Regions from separate parts of the Homo sapiens genome. Here all the other regions are linked to region 3. A link is a contact called in ENCODE Hi-C or POLR2A ChIA-PET data. All regions are on one chromosome and are shown on one strand. Each heading gives the region's core, a stretch centred on a gene start or an enhancer-like site at or near the end of the contact. The rest is flanking DNA. Distances are from core to core; before and after follow the strand shown. Region 1 holds the start of ZNF365 (zinc finger protein 365). Region 2 has its middle 60 kb from the start of ZNF365. Region 3 has its middle 190 kb from the start of ZNF365.

The links. Hi-C counts contacts between places; a loop is a spot of excess contacts on that map. ChIA-PET counts read pairs that join two places held with the same protein, here RNA polymerase II (POLR2A). Pooled maps may share reads with other maps.
Region 1: a loop to region 3 is called in a pooled map, with 3 times the contacts of the local background. The contact joins the promoter of ZNF365 here to the enhancer-like site in region 3. A Hi-C loop is called at or near these places in 1 of 168 maps with a recorded cell type or tissue (cardiac septum) and 4 of 50 pooled maps. POLR2A ChIA-PET finds 5 or more read pairs at or near these places in 2 of 52 experiments (A549 and OCI-LY7).
Region 2: a loop to region 3 is called in a map of left cardiac atrium, with 2.4 times the contacts of the local background. The contact joins two enhancer-like sites. A Hi-C loop is called at or near these places in 11 of 168 maps with a recorded cell type or tissue (Caco-2, Calu3, GM12878 and 7 more), 20 of 37 single-sample maps with no recorded cell type and 13 of 50 pooled maps. POLR2A ChIA-PET finds 5 or more read pairs at or near these places in 1 of 52 experiments (GM12878).

The regions. Positions count from the first base shown.
Region 1 is chr10:62,372,100-62,376,077 of GRCh38, forward strand. It overlaps ZNF365 (zinc finger protein 365), which reads left to right and starts at 2,270. Exons shown (of 5, transcript NM_014951.3): 1 at 2,270-2,359. It overlaps LOC283045 (a long non-coding RNA gene), which reads right to left and starts at 3,028. Exons shown (of 4, transcript NR_104162.1): 1 at 2,772-3,028.
Region 2 is chr10:62,431,784-62,436,235 of GRCh38, forward strand. It overlaps a transcript of ZNF365 not described here. Among named protein-coding and RNA genes, the nearest start is that of ZNF365, 60 kb to the left of the region's middle. Within about 2 kb of position 1,533, at least 7 of the 41 ENCODE cell types and tissues checked have a DNase peak (open chromatin) inside an H3K27ac peak, as active enhancers do.
Region 3 is chr10:62,562,255-62,566,741 of GRCh38, forward strand. No RefSeq gene overlaps it. Among named protein-coding and RNA genes, the nearest start is that of ZNF365, 190 kb to the left of the region's middle. Within about 2 kb of position 2,362, at least 18 of the 41 ENCODE cell types and tissues checked have a DNase peak (open chromatin) inside an H3K27ac peak, as active enhancers do.

The sequences.
Region 1 (3,978 bases), core at 1,020-3,519, 190 kb before region 3:
CTACCTCACAGGTGTTCAAAGATTAAATGAGGTAATTGGTGGTATACACAAGTGACACTTTGAGAACCACTTAAGGTCCTAAATGCCTGTTGACCAAGTTGAATTTCCCACAATACTCAGCTTTAGGCCCTGCACAGAATAACCTCTCCATAATTATTTGATAATATTTTATATTTTTAGGGTGAGAAAAGGACTTTGAAAATCTCCATCCTCTCATTTAACAGGGGAGGAACTTAGGACCAAAAAAGAAGTAGCAGCTGTCTAAGAAATGGGAGGAGCTGGCTGGGCGCGGTAGCTCACGCCTGTGATCCCAGCACTTTGGGAGGCCGAGGCCGGTAGATCACCTGAGGTCAGGAGTTCAAGACCAGCCTGGCCAACACGGCAAAACCCCGTCTCTACTGAAAATACAAAAATTGGCCGGGTGGTGGCAGGGACCTGTAATCCCAGCTACTAGGGAGGCTGAGGCAGGAGAATCGCTTGAACCCAAGAGGCAGAGGTTGCAGTGAGCTGATATCGCGCCACTACAGCCTGGGAGACAGAGTGAGACTCCGTCTCAAAAAAAAAAAAAAAAAAAAAAAAGGGGCGGGGGGGAAGGGAGGACCAGAGCATGCTTTTGTTATGTTTTGCCATGAAGGCAGTGGGTGTAAGAGGTTAACCTGCAGGCACCTCACAAGATGACGGAGATAACTTGGCACTCCAATGAGTGTATCTTTCAGACTTTAAGATTTTGTACTAAATAAATTGATTCTTGGAATAGTCTTGAGAGCGAGTCAAAAAGTAACTTCAATGAGATATAATATTTTCAAAGCAAACACACCCCAGCACAATAGCCTATCTCCATTTACGTAGAAGTTAGTACATATTAATTCCTCTTCTCCTTCCTGCTTTTTAAATGTGTGTAGGCCCCTTTTTTATGGAATTAATAATAATTATAAATGAAGTAGCAACAACGATAACAGCTGACTTTATCAGTGTGTGTCCCTGTCAGGCAGGGTTTTTACCTCCATCATCATAGCACATTCGATCCACCGCTATATTAAGAGGTAGGTCTTGATTATCTTCATTTCATAGATGAGGAATTGAAGGAACAGAAAAGTCTAGTTACTTGACCCAGGCCCTAGAACCAGGATTTGAATCAAGTCTGATGCCAGAGCTTGGGATCTTCATTGCATTTGATGTGATAATTCATTTGTGAAAAAACAAAGCAATTCATTTGTTTTCATTTGTCAAAAACAAAACAAAATTTCAACTAAGATAACTGTTGAGCTCTTTACCGTTAAAATAAAATCGGGTGTTGAAATGAGTAACAGCAAGCCTTGAGAAAAGACACCCTGAGAAGTCAAGAGGATGCATTAACTGTCTACAGATGAACAGAATCTCTTCTCTTCTTTGAACAAGAAAACCCAGCAGTAACTTTTATCTAGGTTTCACATTTCAGGAGTTACAGTAGGGGTAAACCAAAACAGGTTAAAAAAAAAAAAAAAAAAAAAAAAAAGCAAAAGCCCAGCAAGCTGAGACATCAGAGTCCTTCAGAAGGAATGATTTGCCGTCTTCTCTTCAGGACATCCCCTCTTTAGGAGGACAAATTTTTTCTCCAGGGAAAGGGGCGTCCGCCTCAGAAATGGGGGTGTAGGTGAGGGATCTTGTTGCTTTAACTGTTTGTTCATTAATCCCTGCACTTTACTAGATTTAGTTCTGCCTGTTAACGTAGCCTCAGGACACTTGGCTAGGAAGGCTGGAGTGTACTCTCTGGGTTAGTTATTTTGGGACATTCTCGCCCTGCTGCTTGGGATGAAGAGGTCCTAATTAAATACCCGGACCTTCCAACGGGTAGATTTTCAAAGAAGATGCCCAGCTATGCTGCATCCTCATCCACACTCTCCCGCTCCCCCCAAACTAGTGCAAAAAAGCTTGCCAGGGCCTGCAGAAAGCGCCGCGACTGCGAGGCTGACACGCGTCTTTCCTTCCCTCCCCCGGGGAATGATCCCAGCATCTCTCGCAGTGATGTCAGTGTAATCCTGAGTCGGATCGGGCTCCCGGCTGGGTGGCGGGGGGGCAGATGATGCTCCCGCCAGCTGGGCAGAGCAAGGGTGTTCCCCGCGGAGGTGGCAGCCCTGGGCCGCGGCGTTCCGGAACCCCCGCACCCACGGCGCGGTGCCCCACGGTGCCCGCGAGCGCCGCCCCCGCTGGCTAGCCGCGCCTCGCTCCGCCCTGGACGCCGCCGGTCCCGGCGCGGAGGTGCGGCGGGGAGTGGGAGCCGGCCCGGCTCAGTCTGATTTACGGCTCTGCTGAAAACCGCTTCGCTCCCGCAGCATCAGCACCGGAGGCGGCGGCTGCAGCAGCAGCAGCAACAAGTCGGGTAAGAGGCGGCCGCCGGCCATCTGCGCCCGCGGCTCGGCGGAGGGGACCTGCCGGGGTGGCCGGGGCTGGGGAGGGGGTCCCCGAGCCCGCAGCATGGCGGGGAGTTGGGAGAGCCGGCTTCCCGGCCCCCACCAGCAGGAACTCATGTGCACACGAATCCACTCTGGCACCCGTGGGCTGGCACGCAGCGGAGAGGGGGCGGGGAGAGCTGGGACCCCGGGGCAGGGTCATTGCCAGCCTGCCCTTCTCTGGCAGAGTCACTTAGGGCTCTTCATCAGCCCAGTGGACTGGGTTTCCTCTGGGCCCATAAAAGCCTGCGTGCTCTGGAGTGTGTGATTACCCATTTCCCCATCCAAAATGCCACCCTTTTCCCATTGCCCCCTTAGAATCCTGACTTCCCCTTTCCTTACCTCTTGTCAGCGTCTTTGGCCCTATGCTGAGCCAGGGTTTGCATCTCGTTCCCAGAAAACCAGTGGTTAAACATCCCGGTGTACCCATCACAGGAAGAGGTTCCCCTCTCTGGGGGCCGGGGGCTTCACCTAGAAGCCTTGCCTGCCTCGCTGCCTGGGGACCATTTGCACCTCTGCTTTTGAAGAGGTTGAGGACACTTTTCACCCAAAGACCCCAGCTGGGCTCCCTCATTTCGGGTCCAATGCTTGTTACATTTAAGTAGAAACCTTTCATGGAGGAATAGAAGATATGCACTGCTTGCAGAATTGGGTTGCCAACAGTCATCTGTTGCTAGGGTGAAGATAATGCATTCCTACAAGGAAACCAGAACTTCCTGTTATTAAGAGAGTATGCTGATACCTACCTGGTTCACACACTGACCATCCCTAGAGGTTGTCATATAAAATAGCATCTGAGACAAGACAAATCCGTCCAGAACACTCTATTATAATAAAAATCTTGGCCATGGCCCCACTTATGCCAAATGGTATTTGACACATTGGGTCCCCAGGTTTCAGTGAAACTCACGTATGGGGTCTGTTATTGTTACGATTAGCACTTTGGTTTATGTCATCACAGCAATACCTGAAGGAAAAAAAGGCAAAAATTTCAGGGTGAAAAATTTTCAGCTGATTGCAGGCTTAATGCCACTGTGCATAGCTTGAGTAATCTTTCCTGTACTTGAGGATAGGTCCTGAGCTTGCTGTCTTAGGACCCATTTTGACAATTCATGTGAGTTTTCATATGTTCTTGTGTTCACGCATCTCGGATTGTATCCTTAAAATGGGGCACGGTTTTGCATTTAGTGTGCCAAATTCAGGAGGGGAGGAAACTTGAATTCCACTTCTGGATCTACCACTTTCCATCTGACCTTGGATTAATGGCTTTACTTCCTTGCTTCAGTGTTCTCTTCTGTGGAGAGGGAATGTTACCCACCTTTTTGATTCTAGGTAGGAGTTGGCAAACTTTTTCTGTAAAGGTAGTAAATATTTTAGCTTTTAGGAGCATAGAGTCTCTGTCTCAGTTACTCACCACTGCCATTGTGGTTTACAATAAATAATACAGAAATTGATACGGCAGCAGTAAATAATGCAGAAATTGATGTGGATGGATTTGGCCCATGGGCTGTAGGTTTTAAGTGCAACATAAAATATTATGTGCAAAAGT
Region 2 (4,452 bases), core at 283-2,782, 130 kb before region 3:
TGATAAGTTCTCCAGTCTGCCATTTTAAGTAGAGAGGTTTAAATAGCATTTGGGTTTTTGTTTGTTTGTTTGTTTGCCTTTTTTTTTTTAAAGTACCCAATGCAAATAGAAACTCCAATAGTGATATTGAGATCCAAAACTGACAAAGGCAGGGTTTGGTATTGAAAGAAGAATGAGAGACCTGAGGTAACTTACAGTTGGTCACAAAAACATACTGTGAGCATGGGCAAATCACTTTTTGGGATCCCAGCTTTCACATCTGTAAAAATAAAGTGTTGGAAGATGTTTAAGCTATTTTTTAGTCTGGTTTACTGTGATTTGTCTGCCACTTGAGACTTCCAGCAGTATTGTTCATGAGTGGATGCAGGTTAAACCTGCAAGCCGTGGCCCTGTGAACATGGGCTCTGGAGGTGAGGGGTCCAGCCTTTGTCCGGATTAGCATTGCTGGGAGCTGAGGGGCAAATAAGATATTTTAGGAGAGCAGTTTTTAGGAGAGCAGTTTCTTGTTTCCCATATTGTCTCCATCATTTGGTCCCAGACATTTTACTCATGTGCTTCAGAAGTAATTTGAGCCAATACTTTGTTAATTCAACCCTGAATTCAATCTTCCATAGCAGGAAGCAACCTTAGGAATGACAGCAGGTCAGGGCTGCTCCTATAGTTTGAGGGACTTCTGTTTTTCTGTCTTGGAGTCTGATTTCCAGGAAGAATTTCACTGAAATGGGTACCTTAGTATTTACAAACCTAGCACAGATGGATTGACCATTGACATTTCCTGGGTTCTTTTTCTAAGCCCCTTACTTAAACAATTAATACCTTGAAATCTTTTAAAAGACCACTGCCTTTTAAGACCATTGTGAGTATATTAATACCTCCATATTTTCAGTTTAGCCTGATGTTGGGTAAAATGTAAATGCACAACAAATGATAGCAACTATTACCATTATTATAATGACAGAAGACGGGCAATTTTGCAAGAGCCAATTAGGATAAGTATCAGGCCCTAAAAGATTTCCAAATATATCAGTAAGATTGATGAAAATCAGGAAGAAGACCACTTCTTTATCTCAAATAATATGAAAAAGTTTCAGTCCCCAGAATATTCTCTTGAAAGCCCTAAAATGTACATGGAGATCTTTCCCAGTAAACCCAAATTAGGCATTAACTCCTCTCACTTTTCATTTATCATGAGATTTAACAAACTTAAGGATTTGTCCACAGCAAAACCACTCCACACTTTGGGTTTTCCCTAAAAACTCAGATTATCAGGGAAATCAAACCAAAAGGAACTTCAAATTCATCCTAGATCATGGACTGTTCCTTGTAGAACCTACTGCTTGATATGAAGTTTGATTTGGATTTGTTTGAACAGGAATAAAAACTGAGGTAAAGGAAAGGCTACAATAACTCCAATAGAAGTAATGAGTTACTAAACAGTTTAATGAGTTTTGGAGGCCCCTGAAATTTGGGTTCCTGAAATGAATTCTCTCAGACAGTAGACAAATGACTCACCAACTTTGGCCATCGAGGCGGGCTGAGTCATCTAAAGTCAGCTGAATCACCTGCTTTCAGCTCTGTTTTATAAGAATTGGGGCTGGCTGGATATTTCTGTCCCTCTGATTGCAAGTATTAAGCATTTAAAAAAACAGAGAATATGATGTCCTTCTTAGGAAAACCACACAAATTGCTCATGCACAGATGGACTGCATTAGTGAAAACAGATTAGTAATTGCTTTTAGTTCCTGATGATGAAAAAGTGGCTCTGAACACCTACCTCGCTGGATTCTTTACTCACCAGATAAACCAAGTGATACTTGATGACGATCCAGATTTGGATTTAAGAAGCAGAAGGTCAACTCCACAGAGCTCCAAGTCAGGTTGAGAGCATCCTGAGATGGCATCGGTAGAGCTTGCCTTTAAATCCTGGACCCCAATCCAGGCCAAACACACATTATGATTGGAGTTAAAAAAAATGTTTTCACAACAAGGAAATATTGAAATAAGTCAGCTAACATTTTCATTTGGAAATACAGAGGAAGTTAAGGCGTTTTGGGGGTGCTTAGTTTCCTTGTGTGTATTTTTATAGTTTTTTAGTGGGATGGAGATTTAGTGGAGGCAGGCTGGTACAAGGGAAAGAATCCAGGTCCAGGAACTGAAGATTCTTAGTGAGCTGTGTGACCCAGATGTACTTTCAGGGCTTTCTCAGACTTAGTTTCTTCTGCTAGTAAATGAAAATGTGTGTGTTAGTGTTTCCTAAACCTGCTTGAACATAAGGATCACCTGGGGCACGTGTTAAAAAAATCTGAATGCACTTGGCCTCACCCAAACCTGTCGGAATCCGAATCAGCAGGGTGAGGCCTGAGAATTGATATTTTAACCAGCACCTTGGGTGATTTTTTTGTTCAGACAAGTTTGGGAAACATTGAATTAGATAATCAGTAAGATATGCTTCGGGTCTAAGATTGCTCAGTGGTGCTTCAACACAGCAAACCTTATTTTTTTTTTCTCCCTGTAAATTGGAGAAACAACAATCAAATGAAAAACAAATCAACTGATGGGTGGAGAGGTTTTGGTGGGGCTAATGTGCAACTTTATCACAATGCTTACAAACGTTTGTGGGTATACTTAACCTCAGGTGCTCAAGGACTGTGTGTTGTCCCTGCTCTAAATTGATACTTCCTCTTAGGAAGGGCCTGAACAATTCATTCATCCTAGAATGAAGAGCCTTCTTGCATTTTCTCTCTGGCATATTAATATAATTAGATGTCGGTGGGACTGAGACTAGCAGGGAAAGCACTGAAAGCAGTCAATGACTTTACCTACTTGGAAGACTGCACGGAACCGGCTCCACTTGAAGTAGGAAAGCCTGCCTCAGAAGGACAGTGAAATAGGACATTTCTCCCCTAAGCAAGGAAGTATACTGGAAATCAGAACAAAATTAGTGTTGTCATTGCAGAGTGCAAGCTCTGGGCAGCCTCCTTAAGCTGTTTTAATCTCTTCTCACAAAGTCATCTGCTAACAAGGGACATTAGAATAACCTCATTCAGAAGAGTGAAAACTCATCAATCATACATTTCTTCTTTTAGTATTCAGTATTATTTATTGAGGAAACTTATTTATTCATGTCTTCAACATTACTTCTTGAATCCTCCCATGCATCAGACACTGTTTCAGACCCTCTGGATACAGCAATGAACAAGATGGGTTCCTGAATGCATGGAGCTTGAATTCCAGAAGCAGAGATAGACAATAAAATCTGACAAATAAATAAGACCATTTCAGAGGGTGGAAAGGGGTATTTTGGAAACTAAATAGAGAAACCAACTTAAAGAATGACTGGCTAATGACAGACTAAGAAAGATCTTAGTTTATAGGACTTGCTGAGATTTGGGAAGGACTATTTAGACATGATCTTCTTCACTCACAGATGAGCATGTGTCTCTGCATTGGTGGGTGAAATAATTGAGGTCCAGGGAGGATAAAGGACTGACGAAGGAAATGGCAAGACCAGCACCCAGGTCTAGCGTTTGGAGGTAAATTTTTTTCTGATAAACTTAACCTTCTGAATAATACTCCCAAGAAGAAGGTTTCATTTTTTGCCTCACACATGCCTGAGATATATTTATCTGAGTCCTTTTGTATTCAACACTAGCTCTGGTTTAAGTGATGAAAAAGGTTAGAGATCTGGAATAGTGCAAGGCTCTCCACCCTAAATGCTGCAGAATGTTAGTAGCCCATTTTCAGGAGATTAAAGGATAACACTCGGCCAATAATAGCAAGATACCATAGACTTTTAATATCATCTGACAAAGACTATGGAAAAATGGCTTGTTCCCAATCAAGGGAGATCTATAATGGCTTGATCATCAGAAATGAAAAATCAATCCCAATTCTCATCCATTCTTTTAGCTACCATGCATATTATTTTTACCATGGATATTTACAGCTACATTTCCATCCAGACTTCTGGCAATGCCTAAATTCTTCCATAACAAGAAAACAAACTCATTTCTTTTAAAAACCAGTCTCTTCCCCATAGGCAAAGTGGATAAACAGCCTACTCAAATTTGATGTCATTATCTGAAATATCTAGCAAAAGACTAGTTGTATAAAAAATGATATTTCAGCATTGGTGCAAAAGAAGGCTACCCATTCTGACAGTTCTGTGGTATTTTGTCCTTTTAACTTAATGCTTGGAATGTAGGATTTCACACCTGAGACTCTTCAAAATTTTTACTTCATGGGTATTTGGTTTTTTTTGTAATACCGTAATACTTTAAGACTGTTACTTTTCTTTCTTATTCAGCCTTACTGATGCACTGGTCTGAACGTCTTTGTGAGTTTCACTTATATATATATAAAGGAGCCACCACCATCTAATGTATTATAAAAGATACTATAATTAGCGTGTAACTGGCAATCCCACCAGGCAAGCAAGCAATTTTCCAGGCC
Region 3 (4,487 bases), core at 1,112-3,611:
CAAATTATTTTCTCCTTTACATGTCAAGGGAGCAAGCATGTTATTCACCCTCTTACCTAACAAGCTTGTGCCTTGACCACAGAATGGTGAAATTTAAGAAGTGGAAGAGATCTAAACATCAAGTATAATACTTCTGCAGGTTCTTAATAGGATTTATAAGAAGGCAGTAGCTACATGGTCAAATAACTTCAGGAATTTCTGGGTTGAAAAAGAGTTAACCTAGTTTTGTTACATTTTAGCCTTCTTGGACTACTTACCTTATTTTTCATGGGACATCTCTTGGACTAGGAATGTTCTGGAGAATATATTTGGAAAACCTGGCCTGATCTTCCCATCTGATTTTCACACGTGAGGAATCTGAGGAGCTTGAGAAGATAAATGAGCCACTCAAGGTCACACAGCTGGTAAATAATAGTACTGATAAAAGGTCTTTGAGTTTTATGGTTGTGACAGCTTAGATATGAAAAGGGTCTTAAAGAACACCTAATTTAAGCAATTCACTTTGTTAGAAGAGGAAATACAACTCCAAAGAGGATAAGTTACTGTCCAAGGCTGTACAGGCAAAGTCTATATGGAGAATCTGATAGACTTTCTGGCTTCTCCTTGGAAGGAAACAAAGTGAAAATGAATTTAATTATGCTAGCCAGAAATGACTCTTAACCAATGTTTTCTAAGTATGCATAAGAACTTCTGCTAAATGCTATAAGACACTGACATGACAGACACTGAGATGCTGCTGTAGCCTCAGTAAGGTAGCAACTGGGAGGTGGCTGGTGACTTCACATTAGAACCACTGGGAGCTTTATCAATACTACTGATGACCTTGTCTGAGCCATACTCTACAGAAATGAAATCTATTGAGAAGTTGGAGGTGAGATGGGGCCCCAGTGTCTGTACTTTTCAAAAACTGCCTGGGTGATTCTAGTGCAGCCAGAGTGGAGAACCACTAGCCTAGAGCAAAACAAGATCCGGAGTCAGAGAGAAGAGAAAAAGATGGCAGCAGAGGCCTCAGGCCAAGGGGTGCCCAGATCACCAGCAGAGAGGAGGCAGTGGTGCTTATCTCCTTATTATGCGCACACACACACACACACACACACACACACACACACTCCTTTCATCTGTCTCCTCTATGGCTACAAGGGGAGAAATCCCTTGGTGGGAATAAGACCAGCATTAAGAAGAGATGGATAAAAAGATCATTGGCCAGCCCAGCCTTGGGCCTAGCTAAATCTTACCAGCATAGATTTGTAAAAAATTCTGTCAGCATGGCCCTGTGACTTTTTCTGAAATGCTCCCATACTCTGTGCTTGGAAGCAGAAAGAGTAGGCCTGTGGGTTATTTAGAGCTTTGGGCAGGCAGGATGGATACAAGCCTTCTTGCTAGCAGCAGAATTGACAGGTGAGAGAAGCTGGTTGATAGATTCCATGCAGATTGTCCTTGTTTCACAATTTCAGTGAACCAGTGATGACTATAAGGAGTAGACTCCACTGTGAGGGGGCACACCTTATTCTACCTGGAGTGAATTCCCTGCCCAGGATAGTGGTGCTTCACTCTGCCCATATCTATGCTTCTTAGATTCCTTTCAAATCTCCCTTAACATCATTTGGAAATAATTTGTATTTTCATTTTGGCTAAATTTTAGACATACAACCATCCCTCCAATTATTTCTGTAATAATGTCCTTCCTGTGCCTAGCGGAACTGCCAAATCCGGCCACAGCACAGCTGATTATGAACTTGTGACTCAGTGGCCGACATTTGAAGACAACCTTTAACTCCAATAAGAAGCCAGCAGCCAGCATCTTCTAGCAATTACTGTAATTTATGTATTCAAAAAACGAAACGGCAATGTTCAGGTTTCTCTAAGAGATTCTTGCCTTAACCACATGAGGACTGAGTCTCGTTTGTAGAAAAATGAGACTAGCTTCTTGTCCTTCACCTCTGACCACGGGGAGTCTCAGAATGAAGTGCTATCTGAGATTAAATTGTGGCTTTCTTTTGTTTAATTTTTAAAATTTTACTATCCCCCGCTCCAGCTGGAAACCGAGAGTTAGTATGCACAGTCTGCTTTCCAACTGAACTGCCTAATCCTCTATGACTCAGCTGTCCAGAGCCACAGCTGGCTTGGCATTGATTTTAAAAGCCTCTCTTTTCTGTCTCTGTCTCTCTCTCTCTCTCTCTCTCTCTCTCTCTCTCTCTCTCTCTCTCTCTCTCTCGTTGTTCTCTCTCCTTTCTGCTTTCCACTCTAAAGTCCCCTCCCCCTCTCCCTACCCCAAGCCAGTTCCACAGTGAATTGATTGCCAGATCTTTCCAATTGGCCATAAGCAGTGCCAGAGGGAAACTCCTAGTTCTCTGGCTACAGGCTTGGGCTGGGGAAGCAGCTCATAAGGTCAGTGTCCCAAACTCAAGCAGACAGCAGTACAAATAAACAGCCATGGGGAGACAGACACGGAGTCAGGAAAATCCCCTACATGACTAGACTATCAGTTTCAGCAATGCCGTGACTGGGAACATCAGGTTCAAGCCCATGACACTGAGGCCAAAGGGTTTGCCTTGGAATAAGCATTGTTCTCAAGCCCATTTCTCTCTAGCCAGAGGCCATATTTTGTTAAAGAAAAAAAATTCACCTGAAGGATGACTGGGAGTCAAAATTAAATAATTATAAAAAATGATACATTTTCAGGATTTGAGTTAATTGAGGTAGAAGGACAATCTAAATTAGTTAAGAACCTGAATTATGGAAGTTCTTGAAAGACAAGTGCCAGTGGGGAAGGGTCCTCTTGGTAGTGTTCTAGAAGAAAATTTGGTATTTGAAACCACACATGTCCATTTAAATGGACAAGAACCATGAGGTTCTTACCAGAGGCAGATTTATCATGAAACTAGTGAGGTTTATATTTCAAGACTCCCCTCTTAGATAGACACAGCTAAGGGGCACTAACATTGTGTTTACATGGTTATATGTTGTAAAATTTGCAAAAGTAAAATGTTTTAATATTCTTTTACTTAAAAAGGGATCCCCAACTTATACAAGCTTCAGACCCCTTGAATCCTGAACCCATATCAATTGGGAAAGGCATTTGGGGATAGATGGGGTGAGTGAAGGGGATTGCCTTTGGGGTCCACTTTTGTTCTTGTTTATTCGGATGAAAGGAGGAGGTACCCTAGTGTGGGGTCCAGCTTTTAATTCTCATTGGTGACTTAGGGCTCCCCTTCGTCCAGGCAGCCTCCCTCTTGCCCCTCAGAACAATCTAATGTGACCCTACAGACACCTCCTGTGATCATGGTTCTTATTTTAGAAGTAAATGTGAGCATACATGTGCCCAGCATAAAGAAAGCATTCTATAAAATGCTAGCTATGGTGGACAATTTTCCGTGCTCATAATGGTACTCCCTTTCTTTTGGGCATTTCTAGTGCAACTCACATCCTTGGCCATGACAATCATCTATGGTTGAATGTGTGACTCAAATCAGGCCTTTTAGAGTCTTTCCCCAGGTTATTCAACTGCAGCATGGGAAAGAGGGTCTCTTTTCTCTGTTCCCAAGGCTGTAAAGGCTATGAACCTATGGCTGGTAGCTGACAGGGATCCAGCCTTGTGGGAAAGCTGGTGTGCGAATGAATTCTAGAGAAAGTCAGTAGCCCTCCAGTGCCTGATTTCAGCACCCCATCCCATTTTCCTGTGGGTTTATAAGCCCACACAATTCCCCTTTCTTCTCAAGAAGGTTGCTGTCTCTTGTAACCTAACTTATCCTAATCCATTTTTAATCTGGAGTCACATGGTCATGAAAAAAATTCTTCCAGCTCTCTGTTTCTCTTCTATTGCAACGAAGTTTCCTGTTGAGCATACTCCCTGTACAATCATCTCCTACAGTGAAATTTCAATCGCTTTTATCAACACTCCTGACATCAGTGAATTACTAAACATCTTTCACTTTTGCAACTCAAACTATAGCACAAGTACCTATTGGGTCCAAGGCAACTGGCTCCCATCTGGACCAGGTAAACTACCTGGAATCTGACTGTGCTTCTACTGCAAAGTAAACAAAGGTACAACATCTCCAGGATCTATTACTGAAAAGTGTGAGGAACTGGTAGGTTGACCAATGATGGCCATAACTTCTGGAATATATTAGGCACTATGTATATGCTGGATTTAAGATTATCTGAGAGCTCAAAGCACATTTTTACGATCACAAGAGTTAAAACATAGACCTGGCTGTGTTGGGTGTAATAATTTTGGTCTCACTGACATTACTCCCTAAGAGATGACTGGCCCTATTAGGGACACCTTGGGATAGTCATTTCCTGTATGTATAGGGCTTTATGGCTAGAGGGCCTCTTAGCACCTGACGACTCTAATTTTGACCCAATAAGATGCAGTGTTTACAATGCATAAATGTATACCGCAGCTCAAATTGATGTAATCAACACTCTAATTAGTGTTGCTGAGAATAGGATCTTTCAATTAAACAGTTAAGAATGACTAG